2 separate regions of the Homo sapiens genome follow, and region 1 is linked to region 2. A link is a loop called in an ENCODE intact Hi-C map of the cell type or tissue named here. Cell type or tissue: gastrocnemius medialis. All regions are shown on one strand. Links, peaks and the distances in the headings refer to the core of each region. The heading gives the core; the rest is flanking DNA.

Region 1 (5,377 bases), core at 328-5,327, 75 kb after region 2:
ATGGAAGAAAAGTGAAAGAAAAATCAATGGTGTGGGGAAGCTTCTCCTCCCATCTTTCAAATGGCTGCAGAAGGAGGAGGGGGAGGAAGAGCTCTGAGCTGGGAATATATTAGCTGCCTGATCTCCATCCTGTTACCAAGGGAGTGGAGTCCTTGTCCCCAGAGGCCTCTCAGGAGATGGTAGATAATTACATATGGGTCTCTGGTTTGGTACAGCTCTGTCTCAAGGCAAGGGATGGAATATATGACCCCTTCAAGCTTCTCTTATCTGTACTGGAGCAGGTTACCACGAGACAAAGAGAATTCAAGAGGCTGTCACATAATTATTTGTGTTGCATGCTTCCTTTAGCTTTTGAGAAATCTCGGAACAAAATCTTCAGCGCTCAAGACCAGAATGAATTTGGTGGTTTCACGACCCACCCCCTCCCATCTTTTATTTAAAATAATTAAAAAAACTCCAATCTCCTGAAATTCTTAAGACAGAAGAAGCTTTAGAGTCGACAAGAACGAGATCTTTTGCTTTCATTAGAAATGTCTGCATTTCTCTCTGGTTAAAGGAGGGTGGGATATATTGGAATATTAATGAGGAGCATTTAGATGAGGCTCTTAATTTGAAAAGAATATGAGAATTAATGCTTGAGTTTAATTGGAGCCTGAATCATCACAGATAGATTTTTACCCTCTTCTCCTTAATCAATTTCACCCTAATTAATTCTTCTGTGGCTAAGTCTTGTTACATTAGATAGTCTGCTGATTATTTCCACAATCAAGAGACTGTATATTCATGCATTTTTAATAAGGAACGACTGCATCCTTTTTCATAAGTGATCCTGCCGGTTGGCGGCTGCAGCCACTAAAATAATTATAGAGCAGATTACTTACTTTTAAAGCATTGTTTGCTGTCATATTCATCCTAGGTGACAATTTGGGAGAGCTCCGGAGGCTGCTGTAATCGCGCAGAGGAGCTGGGTATTTAATGTAGCAATTTTCAATGTCAAGTGCTGTTTATTCATAGGTCATTGCCTTTTTTTTTTTTTCTAAATAAACACAGGGGTAATTTGGTCTTGCTGACTGATGAAGTCATGTACTAAAGACTGGAAGGCCGTTCTAATTGTATGCTTAGTTTAAAACCTTGACTCTTGGAAGGACCTGCTTCTGAAGGCTGACTGGCACCTTCTGCCTCCATCTGTGACTGGCTCACATATGGTTGTACATGTCTGATTATTACTTATATGGTGGGGTGCTCTCATGTCAGACCCTGATATCCTTGCAAGCTTGAAGGCTTGAAGCAAGGCACACAGCAATTCCAAAGCTTCAGCTGTTTATTGTTTAGCAAGAGGAAGCGGGACAATCCACCTAAGGGAAAAGACTGCTTTTTGTTTTGGGAAAAACACTGGGCTTTTTCGTTATGCAGAGGAAAGGCTCAGAGCTGATTCTGGAATGGACAGGTTGAGACAAGAGGAAATAAATGGCTCTGTATGCTAATATAAATGACTGTCATGTGGTTAGTGGCAGACAGAGCTACCCCAGTCACCTGAGAAGAGGGGAGACTTCCTCTTATCTCTTGGGTAAATAGAAAGTTGGGACCTGGACGCCAGAGAGGAGAGATCTGGCTGAAGGCCTTCCTCTCTGTGGAAGTTAAGTGAGCTCTGCCATTAAATGGCAGGCCTGACAGGCCTGGAGGGAAAAGGCAAGCAGGGCACCCCAGGCCATGGGCCAGTGGACTCCAGGAGAGTTCATAGGCAGCCTCCAACTTAACTGGTTTTTTTTTTTTTTCTGTAATTATAACTCTCTTTTGCCAGCCCCAATAACTTCAGCCTTGAAGGTGTTAACCTTACAATCTTGGAAAAACAAGAGATCCCGTATCTGTGCTTGGAACAGAGTGTGAAGAAAGGGAGTGTGATCTTCCCTGAGACCACCACCCACCATCACCACCCAAAGCCTGCTCAAGAAAGCATTGTGGTCCTGGAACCCATGTGAGGGGCCACACATTGGCCTTGGGAAGGAGGATACTCACGGGATCCATACAGAGGCAAAGGCTCAGGCTAACGCCCAGCTCAGGTGGACAGGTGTGGAAGTGGACTGAGACAAATTCCTTCCTCATCTTCTGGAGAGAGACCTTCAAAAGGAGAGACTACAACTTGCAAAGCACACAGGCATGGGTTATTGGCTAGCAGCCAACTGGGCCGCCCTTAATAGACATTGCAGTTGGCCAGAGACTCAGAGGTTATCCTGTCCCCCACCCCCTCTTTGCTCTCCACACCAGCTGTTCAGGGAAAGAGCCCAACTGTGGCAACCGCCAGCTCATTTCCCAGGAATGCCACCGCCAGCTGCTCTGCAGAACCCAGGGCCAGTAACTAGTGGCCTCATTGAACCTTAGGTCATTACTCTGACCCCTACTGCAGATGACGAAACTGAACATTTCTGGTACGGTTACTCTCTAAAGCAGCGTCCCTAAGACCACTGAAGGAGTTGCAAAGATTGGAAGGGCAAGACCTGAGCAAGTGTTTGGCCATACGGTAAATATGTGTCAAGCTGCTTGGGTGTCCAGAGCCAGCCCCCTAACCCCTATTTCACTGATAGGAAACCTAGGCCCAGAGAGGTAATTGGTCAAGGTCTATTGATCAGTGATAAGTTCAGACCTTGTGTCCCACGTTCCACAACTCCCAATCCAATATTCTTTCTGGATAGCCCCTCCCTTGGGTCACTTTCTCTTTAGCTAGACAAAAAGGACATCCTGCCAGCTTGCCATGTATTTACTGTGTGGCCAAACATTTGTTCAGATCTTGGCCTTCCAATCTCCTCAATTCCTTCAACAGTCTTCAAAACATCTCTTTGGAGCATTTCGCTATAGATAGCAACTGCACTAGAATTTTTTAGCTTCCTCATCTGTAACATGGAGATAATAATAGCAGTTATGGCATCGAGATAATTCATGTAAAGAACTTAGAACAGTGTGTTCTTTCAAGCACATAGTAAGTGCTTGATAAATGTTTCCTCAAAACAGGGGTTATGTGAACCCAAATCTCTGTCATCACTTATGAAAGGCTGAAACAAAAGGTAATGCCCAAAGGAGGCTGGAATCCAATGACAGTCATATTAGAGTGGGGTGTTCCTTGGGGGAGGCATTTTGATCTCTAATATTGTATCAGTCAGTAAGTGGTCCCAGAAGCTAGGAGAGGAGCAGCAAGACTCTTATAGCCTTTGCGTCACCTGCCCTGGCCAAACCTTGATGCACGATCCAGCCTCGAGGCTGGGATGCTACAGGAGATGGGGAGAGGAGCCGGGTGATTCACTTACAAATTCATATAAACCGCCCTCCATGGGCTGTTTTGGACTGACTTATCAGGTTCAGTTCTGCAGCTTCCGTCCTGGGTTTGGTGGCCGGGGAGTCTCGGTCAGCCTGGAGGACCCCAGTAAGTTCAAGGTATAGTACTGGTGGGAGGAGAACCTCCATTTCCTCAGAATACCAGGAAACTCTTGGACTACATGTAGGAACCAATTTCATTTTTTTCCTTTATTCTTTGTTCTCCTTTCCTTCATTTTCTCCATTCCCCTAATATTTTTAAGTCCCTCACCCACATCCTAACCACAGCAGTTACTATAAAAAATAAAATCAGACTAAAGGGAAGGGGATGGTTGATGAAGCCATCTCCATGGGCTGCTGTTCTATATGTGTAACTCTTATCTCCCTTAGTAGAGGGGAAGTCCTTAGAACAGAGGCTATATTTTGCATTCCACTGGGGCTCTGTCACCTCAATGTGTTCACGGAAAGTAGTAAGTACTTATGGAGTAAAGTTAAATGTTCTAGTATAGAATTTTATTTTTAGGGAGAAGTCCTGCATGCTAATGTGACACTATTCCCTTTTGGACAGATGGGGAAATTTAGGCTTCCAGTAATTTAGAGAACTGGTACACACTCACAATCAGGGCTGGCCTGCCACTCTTCTGCTTACTTCAGGGCCCTTATCTCCCGAGCTGCCTCTAAAACATGTCTAAAACATGTTTACTTTTTAAATTTTTTTAAACAGGATCCCCCTCTGTCGCCCAGGCTGGAGTGCAGTGGCAGCACCATGGCTTGCTGCAGCCTTAACCTCTTGGGCTCAGGTGATCCTCCCCCGCCAGCCTCCTGAGTAGCTGGGATTCCAAGTGCATGCCACTATGCCTGCCTAATTTTTTAAATTTTTTGTAGAGACAGGGTTTCACCATGTTGTCCAAGCTGGTCTCGAACTCCTAGGTTCAAAAGATCCTCCTGCCTTGGCCTCCCAAATTGCTGGGATTACAGGCGTAAGCCACCGCACCCGGCCACATTTACTCCTTATGGCTTGTTTCGAAAGCTCATTTTCAGGTTTGTCTGGGATTTGTATCCCAAGGATCTACTGTGTGTCCTAGGGACACACAGCTGTAAGGTAAGATAAGTGGCATCCACAAGAAGGCCAGCTACTGAGGATATCGGGTTAAAGGCACTAAGGAAGTAAATCACTTGGTAAGTTAACTTAGAAAGGCCAAGATGTTAAACTCTGAGCCAACCAGGATTTAATTTATTTGTTATTGAGGTTAATGTCATTTTTACTGCATGCTAATAAAAGCCTGAGCTCTGTTGCCAAGATTCAAGAGAAATCTTAGTTATCATTTTTCCCTCCATTGGTAAGAAAATGGACTGTCAAATTTGGGAAGGCTGGAAGAAAGGGGATAAAGGAGAACATGGGGAACATTTCTCCCCTCTGCTGGTCTGCAGTCTGTTTCCAAGACAGGAGGAGTCATGTCATCTTCTCTCATCAGTGTTGCAGCTGCCTTCGCCTTAAAAGAGTTTGCTCTGGGAACAGAGATCTATTCCTGGGGCCAACTTCTCCTCATGGTTAGCCTGTTGCTTCGGACCATGCTATGGTTTGAATGTGTCCACTCCAAAATTCCTGTTGAAACTTAATCCCCACAGTGGCGGTATTAAGCTACCTCTGACAGCTATTGGATGTGTGACTTCAGACAAGTCACTTAACCTCTCTGGGCTTAGTTTACCTTATCTACAAAATAAGAATGCCTGCCTTACTGACCTCATCCAGCACCTCATAAGAGCAATGCCATGTTCATTCATTTAACAAATTCTTTTTTTTTTTTTTTTGAGACGGAGTCTTGCTCTGTAGCCCAGGCTGGAGTGCAGTGGCGCGATCTCGGCTCACTGTAACCTCTGCTTCCCGGGTTCAAGGAATTCTCCTTTCTCAGCCTCCCGAGTAGCTGGGACTACAAGTGTGAGCCACCACGCCCAGTTAATTTTTGTATTTTTAGTAGAGATGGGGTTTCACCATGTTGCCAAGGCTGGTCGCAAACTCCTGAGCTCAGGCAGTCCACCCACCTTGGCCTCCCAAAGTGCTGAGATTACA
Region 2 (5,377 bases), core at 88-5,087:
CTCAAGAAAAGAACTACTGAATGAACGCATGTTTAGAAGACAGAGGAGAAACTCCACATATGATAGACTAGAACTACGCCCTCCAGGATACCCCTTTCAAGCCAAGGATGTGTGGACCCCTACATCACGGTTCTTTGAAGTCCAGTCACATACCTGGGGCAAAGCAATCTCAAAATAGCCAGTGCTAGTGTGGGAAAAGCTGTTACTCTATCGGGGCAACTGTCCTGGCCAGAGATTAAGTGACAGTTTACTTGAGAAAGGTTGACCCAGAAAACCGTCCTACAATATGCAACATGCATGAGAGAACCTGATCAAATCTAAAAATAGCTCCATCACTGGAACTGGAAAAACTTTAGTGAGGATTCAGCCTCTCTCCTTGCAACCTCTACCTCTATGGAGACTTTGATCTTTTTCACTGAACTACAGAATCCCAGAATGGTAGTGCTGGGAAGCGATCTAGTCTATTGCTCTCATTTTAATTTAATTTTTAATTTGAAGAATTTTCTATAGAGTCAAGATCTTGTTATGTTGCCCAGGCTGGTCTTAAACTCCTGGCCTCAAGTGATCCTCCTGCCTTGGCCTCCCAAAGTACTGGGACTATAAGCATAAGCCACTGTGTCCAGCCTGCTCTTATTTTAAAATGAGAAAATTAGCTTCAGGGAGGTTTAACTATTTCCCCTGTACCACCCAGGCAGTCAGTTGCAGAAACAGCTCAGACAGGGGCTTTCTAGCTTCACCGCAGTAATGCTTGGGTTTGCGATCTGGAAGACCAAAATAGACACACTTTTATCAACTAAGACAGGTTCTAAGGTTAAGGAAACAAAGTTACCTACGGGTCTATCTACTGGTGGAGGGTTCAGGACCCAGCTAGCATGGCAAATTGCTAAATTCCTGAGGCTCTAAACTCCCTAACAATAAGAGATATCAGCCCTCTCCTAACTCAGATTTACAATCCAAACCACTACAGCCCTGACTGCACAGCAGACCAGCCTTACAAAGATTCTTTCCTGAATAAGCTACTTCAGACCTTAAGCCTTAAGCCAGTTTCAGCCAGCTTACAGAAGCTGCACACAAACTGTCTTTGTGTGCTTTAGTTCACCTTTTCACATAAAGCACCAAATTCCATCTGATTTTTATGCCAAAACCCTGCCCAAAGTGAACATGGAATATATGTTACCTATATGCTTATCCATCATCCATGCGCTAGGCTCCCTTCATAATTATGTATAGCTTTTCCCCAAAACCTGATGAATATGTATGACTCTGTTGTGTGATACACGCCCTGTGAAGCAAGAAACCCAAGCTTCCTTCCTCACTTCAAAGAGACAGGACCTTCTGTCCACACTGGAGACTTCCTCTTTCTGGGTTGCAAACCAGTATCACCAATAAAGCTCTCCTTTCCACTATTTAGCCATCCTGGTGGTCTTTTGGATGACAGGTTTGACACCACCTAGCTTTTAGGCATCTTGGATGCTAAAGACCCTGCAAGATTTATGTTCTTGTGGGTCACCCAAAAGGGAGGCAGGTGAGCGGGGGCTTATTTCCTACTTCTCTGGTTCATTGTCACAGTGAGCAAAAGTCTCAGCAAGGGAACCCATGCAAACCACTCAAGTTCTGGGTGAAGGATCAAGGGAACCCAGGCAAACCACTCAAGTTCTGGGTGAAGGATACCTGGAACAGAGACTGGAATATGGCAAGATAAAGGATAGGAACTTGGGTTCCAAGGGCTGATCTTAGCTCTACCACCAGATAGCCTGGGTTATCACTTGGGAAACACACTGTCCCTCTAAAATTTGTTATATGGGTTAATAATACTGACTTCAGGCTATTGCGAGACTCAAGATAATGTACTAAAGACCTTTAGCACAATGTCTGACATCTGGTGTTCAATAAGTGGTGATATTGCTCAATTTCATTCCAATTCAAACTTATAAACATCCATGGGAAGTCTGCTTTATAGACAAGCAATAGGGGAGCACAGTAATTATTTGGGAGGGGAAATCTCAGCAGTTCTTCCAAGTGACACATTCTTTCTTTAGATATGTTAATACCTTATTTAAAAAAATTTTTTTTTTGAGACAGGGTATTGCTCTGTCACCCAGGCTGGAGTGCAGTGGTGTGATCTTGGCTCACCGCAACCTCTGCCTCCCTGGTTCAAACGATTCTTGTGCCTCAGCCTTCCCAAATAGCTGGGATTACAGATGTGCACCACTATGTCCGGCAGATTTTTATATTTTTAGTAGAGACGGGGTTTTGCCATGTTGGCCAGGCTGATCTGGAACTCCTGGCCTCAAGTAATCTGCCCACGTCAGCCTCCGAAAGTGTTGGGATTACAGGCATGAGCCACCAAACCACTGAGCCCGGCCCTAGGTATGTTAATACTTTAAATCAGGTTGCAGTCAAGTCCTGCTGGCCAGCTGAGGCTCTTGCAATGACTTTGCATATCTGTGCTCAATCCATTAGTCATAGGATTTACACTTCAACATCTACAGCAATCTTTTTTTTTTTTTTTTTTTTTTTTTTGTCCTGAGAGAGAATCTTGCTCTGTCGCCCAGGCTGAAGTTCAGTGGTGAGATCTCGGCTCACTGCAACCTCCGGCTCCCGGGTTCAAGCAATTCTCCTGCCTCAGCCTCCTGAGTAGCTGGGATTACAGGTGTGCGCCACCACACCTGGCTAATTTTTTTTTTTTTTTGAGATGAAGTCTTGCTCTGTCGCCCAGGCTATAGTGCAATGGCGCGATCTCAGCTCACTGCAACCTCCACCTCCTGGGTTCAAAGTGATTCTCCTGCCTCAGCCTCCTGAGAAGCTGGGACTACAGGTGCGTGCCACCACGTCCGGCTAATTTTTGGTATTTTTAGTAGAGATGGGGTTTCACCACATTAGCCAGGATGGTCTCCATCTCCTGACCTCATGATCCACTCACCTTGGCGTCCCAAAGTGCTGGGACTACAGGCGTGAGCCACCGCACCCAGCTAGAGCACTCATCATTATCAAGAACTTTGGAGGCCCTGAGATTCGAGACAATTGAAGGGATCCAGAATAAGCCATTGTGCCATAAAAATTTTTGTGAGCTGAAAGCATTTGGGGTCCTGAAGTCCCTTATCTTCCTAAAAGCAGAGGCTCCCAAAAGAACTCAAAAGAACTCAGTTATCATAAATCCCCTCCCTGGGAACAACTCTAATCTTGAGAGAGAATTTGGCCAGCACACCCAAAGAGACATTATCAGAAAACTGTCATATCTCCCATCTGTTCTCCTAAGGGCCCATTTATCTTTCCTGAAAGTCATTTGTTTTTCCAGAAGTGCTCTTTTTCCTTCCCTCGTCTAAGAAGTCATTTATTTTCCTGGTAAGTACTCTTTTCCCACTCTGCGTCACCTATTAGGTGGTATAAAGCCCTAAAGTCTATCCACCTCTTTGAGTTGCATTTCTTTGTAAATGCCTGTACATGATTAAAATTCATCTTTTCTCTTGTGAATCTGTTTTTTGTCAGTTTAATTTTAGACCCCCAATTACAAAACCTAAGAGCAGAGGAAAAAATTTTCTTCCCCACAAGGTCAACCTCTTATTCATAAACTAAAAACACAAAATACATAAAATAAATATAAGAAAATGTAAGTTTCTCAAGGTGTTACTGGAAAGGGGTCCCGAGCCAGACCCCAAGAGAGGATTCTTGGATTTTGTGCAAGAAAGAATTCAAGGCAAATCCATAAAGTGAAAGCAAGGTTCTTAGAGAAATAAAGAAACGAAAGAATGACTGTTGCATAGGCAGAGCAGTCCCAAGGGCTGCTGGTTGGCTATTTTTATGGTTATTTCTTGATCACATGCTAAACAAAGTGTGGAGTATTCATGAATTTTCCAAGAAAGAGGTGGGCAATTCCTGGAACTGAGGGCTCCTCCTGCTTTTAGACCATATATAGTAACTCCCTGATGTTGCCATGGCATTTGTAAACTGTCGTGGTGCTGGTGGCAGTGTCTTTTAGCATGCTAATGCATTATAATTAGTGTATAATGAGCAGTGAGTGTATAATGAGGAAAGGTCACTTTTGTCGCCATCTTGGTTTTGGTGGGATGTGGCCGACTTCTTTACCACAACCTGTTTTATCAGCTAGGATTGCCTAACTTACTGGGAATGCAGCCGAAAAGGTCTTACCCTTATTTTACCCAGCCCCTACTTAAGATGGAGTCACTCTGGTTCAAACGCCTCTGACAATTATGACTATTTTGGTGTTTTGGTTTTTTTTTCTATCAAACTTCAAACTTTTTCAAAAGCCATTTTCTGGTGCCCTGGCTTTACTGGTGCCTAAACATGTCTGTCTATTGTGCAATCCAGCCTTGGGCATTGTTAGTCCTAATTTTGCAAACCTGGAAATAAAAGGTAGGCGTTCAGGGTACACAGTTGGTAGAGTGGAGTAAAGATAAAGCCGAGGTTTATTTGACTCCTACTATACATCTGTAGTGAATCCTTTAGCTATTCCAGTTCCTTGTGATCAAGGGGCCAAGGTAAATATTTTTGGGCATGAATTTGGGGAACATGCATCTTCAAACACCTCTGAACTGTAGGAGTGAAAAGGCGTGATACCATTTCTGTCCCATCGTAAAGGTCATAATCAGACCTTCAATAACAAAAGACGTGTGAAAAAGAGAAAACATAACACATTTATTTAATCAAAGTTTTGAGAGCACCTTTTCTGAATTACTGTGCCCTAATGAATGTCTAGTGATAAACCTTGTCATAGAAATATATGAATCCACGTGAAAAGTACAAGCTGTGCAAAGCAAGAGATGTGCGAAGGACATGAAAAGATTTCTTGTGGGGTTTTCAGAAAGTCCTTGGAAATAGTTCTTATCTCAGACATGGAAGCGTAAGCCCCCACTTCTTCATGCCTTCCTGGCCTTATTTTGTCTGAGTCTGACAAAAGTGATTTCATCCTGGTATCTGCAACTTTCACAGTCAGAAAGAAGCTTTGCTTCTGAGGCCCTTTCAATGCCCTTCAGTTCAAAGTATTCAGCATACCACACCACCATACTTTGGGGTATCACTTTGTGAGCCCCAACAGTAGAATAAGCTTTTAGAAATGGAATTTTTAACTCAAAGCCTATGAACGCTCTTTTTTTTTCCCCCAGAGACAAGGCCTTTCGCCATCTCCCAGGCTAAAGTATAGTGGCTTCATCATGGCTCACTGCAGCCTCAAACTTGGACTCAGCTTCCTGAGCAGCTGGGACTACAGGCATGTGTCATTACACGAAGCTAATTTTATTATTTTTACTTTTTTTTTTTTTTTTTTTTTGAGACAGAGTCTTGCTCTCTCGCCCAGGCTGGAGTGCGGTGGCACAATCTCGGCTCACTGCAACCTCCACCTCCCAGGTTCAAGCGATTC

What was found. Peaks named below come from ENCODE experiments on the same cell type or tissue, not always from the same donor. Only the 100,000 strongest peaks of a DNase experiment are listed, where the experiment ranks them.
Region 1: a loop joins it to region 2, with 2.2 times the contacts of the local background. A loop is called at or near these places in 1 of 110 quality-filtered maps.

Annotation. Positions count from the first base shown.
Region 1 is chr2:47,222,519-47,227,895 of GRCh38, reverse strand. All of the region lies in intron 3 of EPCAM-DT (EPCAM divergent transcript), which reads left to right. It overlaps LOC124907763 (a long non-coding RNA gene), which reads right to left and starts at 979. Exons shown (of 2, transcript XR_007086311.1): 1 at 882-979. In gastrocnemius medialis, for the core only: no CTCF peak of the experiment used is centred there; a DNase peak (open chromatin) is centred at 2,245; H3K27ac peaks cover 1,699 bases.
Region 2 is chr2:47,296,790-47,302,166 of GRCh38, reverse strand. All of the region lies in intron 3 of EPCAM-DT (EPCAM divergent transcript), which reads left to right. Among named protein-coding and RNA genes, the nearest start is that of BCYRN1, 36 kb to the left of the region's middle. In gastrocnemius medialis, for the core only: no CTCF peak of the experiment used is centred there; DNase peaks (open chromatin) are centred at 206, 1,276 and 2,386; H3K27ac peaks cover 2,839 bases.